Linked DNA regions of Homo sapiens: region 1 is linked to region 2. Evidence: chromatin loops called from intact Hi-C (ENCODE). Cell type or tissue: psoas muscle. All regions are shown on one strand.

Region 1 (2,500 bases), 240 kb before region 2:
TCTGTTAGCGTCCTCCAGGTGTTTCTCTATAACCCTCCTCTTGTCCACCACCTCAGCCCACCCCATCCTCAGAGAGCCTCTCTTAAGATAGGACCTTTGACCATTCAGTAGGAACTTGGGTGACTTTAGCTCATTTGCAATATCCACTGGCTCTTTCGTACATGGGCTCCAGAACAGGGTGGCAAAAGAATGAAGGGCGCCTTCTCTTCAGGCTCACTTTTTTGGGTGAGCCTCTCCAAATTAAGGACCATTTCTTATTATATTTTTTATTTTTATTGAGAAGGAGTCTCACTCTGTCACCCAGGCTGGAGCGCAGTGGTGCGATCTTGGCTCAGTGCAACTTTTGCCACCCGGTTTCAAGCAATTCTCATGCCTCAGCCTCCCAGGTAGCTGGGACTACAGGCACACGCCACCATGCCTGGCTAATTTTTTTGTATTTTTAGTAGAGACGGGGTTTTACCATGTTGGCCAGAATGATCTCGAACTTCTGACCTTAGGTGATCCACCCGCCTCGGCCTCCCAAGGTGCTGGGATTACAGGTATGAGCCACCACACTCAGCCATTAAGGGCCATTTCTAATTACTTTTCCTTTTCATAAATAGCCTTGTTTTTTCTCTTTTATTCTTTTTTTCTGGTGTTGGGACATGGAATTTATTAACCTTCTCCTTGTAATCCTCATACTATCCAGAAACCTCTGGCTTTCTGAAATTTTTATTGAGTCTTAAATCTCTTAGCAGTGGATTTGTATTTTTTATTACCTTTTATAATTTTTTAATTACACAAGAAATACATGGCCAAGCACAAGATTAAAAAAAAAAATCTGTCAACTATAAAAGGACTGCCAGCAAGGAGGGTAGACTCTTTCTTTATTTGGAACGGCTGAGATCTCGATTTATGATTGGCAGATGGCCCGCTTCTTAAGGACATGTGAGGGACACAGTTTCTAATAGGAGTAACATGTCCTTATGGGGGAAAACTGGTTGCAGTTTGCAGTCCACCACCAGCTGGTGAGGGCGGCCTTTCATTTCTCCACGCCTGGATCACCCGACAGCTGAGAGCTTTAATAAAACAAGTGTGCCTAGGAATGTGGGGTGAGCGAGCCACCCAGAACACAGATGTCTATTTACACCCCTACCAATAATCCCGGTGCTAAAAACAACAGCAGCTGGGAGGTTCTGAGGCTGCCTGCTGGATCTGAGCGGCGATCCGGTTACCCTCAGCAATGCTGAGACATTCTGGAGGCGCTCATGCCCCAACTGCTGTCCATCCGGAGCCAGGGGATGGCACAGATTATTTTTATCTCAGATGTTTCATGCTTTCCATGGCAGTGAGGAGCAAGAACTCCCAACTCCTGGGCTTTGATGAGTCTTCTTTGTGTGACATTAAACTGGACATGGCCCTTGTTCAAAAGTCCTGGGGAGATTTAGGAGGGGGACGATAGACACCCTTAGGTGGCCTTCATGGGGAAGCCTGGCGCGAACTTGCTGAGAGAAGGGGCAGCTTAGGTAAAGCATATGGAGAGGTGTCATTGACATAGGACTCCTTAGTGACTCAGGGATATGGAGACAAGATGAGGTGAAGCCTCACACCTCAAGGACAGTAAAGGAAATATAACTTTCCAAATAATAATGATGAAAGAACAAAACCAAACCAAGCCCATAGGGGTCCTGTGTGATAGAAGATGGTGACAAGGTGACACCCTTTTATAGTCAGAGAACAAAAGAAAGCCCATCTCTTGGATTGAGTTCCTAGCAGGAAAAGTCAAGTGTTGGAGCAATCTGTGTGGCCTTGGGGAAAACAATTCTTTCTCTGTTGACTTTCTGTCTCCGCATTTCGGTAATAAAGAGAGAATGATAAGGCAGAAGTGGTTCTTTTTTTTTTTTTTTTTTTGTGAGCAATCCTGGCCATGAACTTGGTTTTCTTGGCCTGGGGAGTGGGCATGGCTGTTTGCAATTCACACTGCTCAGAAGCCCGAAGAGAGGATCGAGCGTCCTGGCAAAGGCCCGGTGGGGAGGGGTGCTGCCACGCGAAGCCAGAACACCCTTAGCAAAAAGCCCAGGGCCAGCCAGAGCTTCCTGCTCCAAACTTTGCTGCTAGAAATTTCAGATCTGTGTTTCCTTGTACATGTATTCATTCATCTGTCATTTACCAACTGCCTATGCCATGCCCAGGAACAGGTGATGGGAGGAGCAGAGATACCCAAGAAAGACTGGGGAGAGGGAGCGAGGAAAGAGCTCACGTCTTAAAGCCCTAAGGCTCCAAATGAGGATGGGAGGAGGGGATGGAGGGAGACATATTTCCAAACATGGCCCAGTCTCAGCTCCAGGAGGGCAAGACGAGCATCCATAGCAGCTGTGCCTATTTTGGGCCTGGGATCTCTGTCCCAAGAGCAACAGGTGTTGAGACCTGAAGGACAGGTGGGCGTTTATTTTGAGGGCCTCCTGGCATCATTTCCAGAAACAGAGACCAGCTTTTCAATTCATTATCTCCAGCTACAATC
Region 2 (2,500 bases):
CAAGATTTCTCATTTTACTTTGCATTCAACTTAAATTGATTATTGCATATTTACAATACATAATGATCAACAAGATCGTTAGTGAATACTTTTTGTTTTCCTATGCAATATCATTATTGTGAAGGCTCCAATAACAGGGACTCCACTGTTGCAAACTGAAAACTATCTTTAGCCTTTGCCCAGAAAGTCTATTCTATAGATTTAACAATTAAAGATATGCATAAGCATTTATGTACACATATATACTTAGCAGAATATTTTAAAGAACAGAAACTTAGAGCACCCTAAATGCCCAATAATAGAAAATTTGTTATATAAATTATGTTATCTTCAAAGCATGGTACACTACGTAACTATTAAAAATCATAATCTAAAAGAATAGTTAATATCATGAGAAAATTTTAAAATGTGTTCTAAAAGCAGAATACAAAACAGTGCTTGCAGACTGATATCTCAATTGTGTATGTGTTTAAGAATACATAAAAATTGGCCAGGCGTGGTGGCACATGCCTGTAATCCCAGCACCTTGGGAAGCCAAGGTGGGCGGATCATGAGGTCAAGAGATCGAGACCATCCTGGCCAACATGGTGAAACCCCATCTCTACTAAAAATACAAAAATTAGCTGGGCATGGTGACACACCTGCAGTCCCAGCTGCTCCAGAGGCTGAGGCAGGAGAATCACTTGAATCTGGGAGGCAGAGGTTGCAGTGAGCCGAGATCGCACCACTGCATTCCAGGCTGGCGACAGAGCGAGACTCCATCTAAAAAAAAAAAAAAAAAAAGGAGCTGGATACCATCCTGGCCAACATGGTAAAACCCCGTTTCTACTAAAAAATATTAAAATTAGCTGGGCATGGTGGCACTCGCCTGTAGTCCCAGGTACAGGGGAGGCTGAGGCAGGAGAAACACTTGAACCCAGGAGGCGGAGGTTGTAGTGAGCCAAGATCGCACCACTGCACTCCAGCCTAGCAACAGAATGAGACTCCGCCTCAAAAAAAAAAAAAAAAAAGAAAGAAAAAAGGATACATAAAAACATGGAAAAAAATGTGAAAGGATTTAAACCAAAATTTAGGTAGAGATGACTTCTATGCTAAAATTTTAGGCAAGATTTAAAATTTTCCTTCAGTATGTTTGATTATGTTTTTCAATGTGTGTACTATTTTTGGAATTCTTTTAAAGGCTCATGTTTTTAAAATAAATAAAAGTAACCTGCCTCTTAAGATTTCATATCCACTTCTCATCAAAGACGTGGATATAACTGACAACAGTAAGGTGAAGAGAGGGTCGTTTGATGGATGAGATCATTAGCACAGCTGCTAAAAGCTGTTGCCTGTCATCCAAGCTCTCTGTAAGGATTAACATTCCAGGACTGACACACAGCAGCTGTCAGTAAGCAAACTTAAATTCTGCCTCCTGGCTGTGGCAGAGGTTTGGGCACATGTTCCACATATCGGTGTCCCTAGGAACCGTCATCGCAGACTCCATCGGTCACATTTTCCAAAGCGAGAAGCTGAAGAATCAGCCGTGGGCAGATGGAAAGAACCTTGCTTAAGGATAGAATTTGCCAGCCTGATTCCTCCCTCCTAGTTCCAAGGGCCACTAAGATGCCGCTTCCGGAGGCCGCAAGAAAAAAGAAAGCCTCTCCATGGTGAAGGAGAAAAACATCTCCCTTGGGGAACACACCCAAAACAGGGCTTCTCTTAGATTCCAATAGGCTGACCTTCACAAGAGGGCAAACTATCTTCTCAGCTCCTCACAGAAACTATGGCTTGTGGCTTTCCTGGGGAAACTGAGGTACTGCGCAGTGTGAAGGCTCAAAGTATGAGAAATTATGTTTAAAACATGGATGGGAAAGGTAGTACCTTCTGAGCAACAAAATCATCACTTTTTCCACTATTTGGAAAAATAATTCAATTGGTACCCACGGATTTGAGTATCTGAACCTGACTTTATATAAGAATATATGTGTAGCCGGGTGCGGTGGCTCATGCCTGTAATCCCAGCACTTTGGGAGGCCGAGGCGGGCGGATCACCTGAGGTCAGGAGTTTGAGACCAGCCTGGCCAACATGGCGAAACCCCGTCTCTACTAAAAGTACAAAAATTAGCCAGGCGTGGTGGCGGGTGCCTGTAATCCCAGCTACTCAGGAGGCTGAGGCAGGAGAATCACTTGAACCCGGGAGGTGGAGGTTGCAGTGAACCCAGATCACGCCACAGCACTCCAGCCTGGCGACAAGAGTGCTACTCCGTCTCAAAAAAAAAAAAAAAAAAAAACAGGAATATTTATGTGTACCACATGTACAACATAATAATATGGCTATGTATGCACTGAAAATTTTCAAACGGGCTTTGTTGACAAGAATTTTAAATTTTCTGTCTGGCCCAGTCAGTCATGGGACTTGCCCTCAAATGCCCTCTCCACACTCAATTTCATACCCTCCCCACCACACAGTCCTTCACGGATCTACTGTCTGGAATTACACAGCACAAATAAATCGCGG

What was found. Hi-C counts contacts between places; a loop is a spot of excess contacts. Peaks named below come from ENCODE experiments on the same cell type or tissue, not always from the same donor. Only the 100,000 strongest peaks of a DNase experiment are listed, where the experiment ranks them.
Region 1: a loop joins it to region 2, with 5 times the contacts of the local background. A loop is called at or near these places in 2 of 110 quality-filtered maps.

Annotation. Positions count from the first base shown.
Region 1 is chr17:10,623,778-10,626,277 of GRCh38, reverse strand. MYHAS (myosin heavy chain gene cluster antisense RNA) reads right to left here. Exons shown (of 11, transcript NR_125367.1): 11 at 738-2,500. Among named protein-coding and RNA genes, the nearest start is that of MYH3, 32 kb to the left of the region's middle. In psoas muscle, no CTCF peak of the experiment used is centred here; DNase peaks (open chromatin) are centred at 1,147 and 1,458; H3K4me3 peaks cover 1,137 bases; H3K27ac peaks cover 2,500 bases.
Region 2 is chr17:10,383,256-10,385,755 of GRCh38, reverse strand. The region is part of intron 1 of MYHAS (myosin heavy chain gene cluster antisense RNA); the gene reads right to left. Among named protein-coding and RNA genes, the nearest start is that of MYHAS, 1.4 kb to the right of the region's middle. In psoas muscle, no CTCF peak of the experiment used is centred here; a DNase peak (open chromatin) is centred at 1,435; H3K4me3 peaks cover 721 bases; H3K27ac peaks cover 1,020 bases.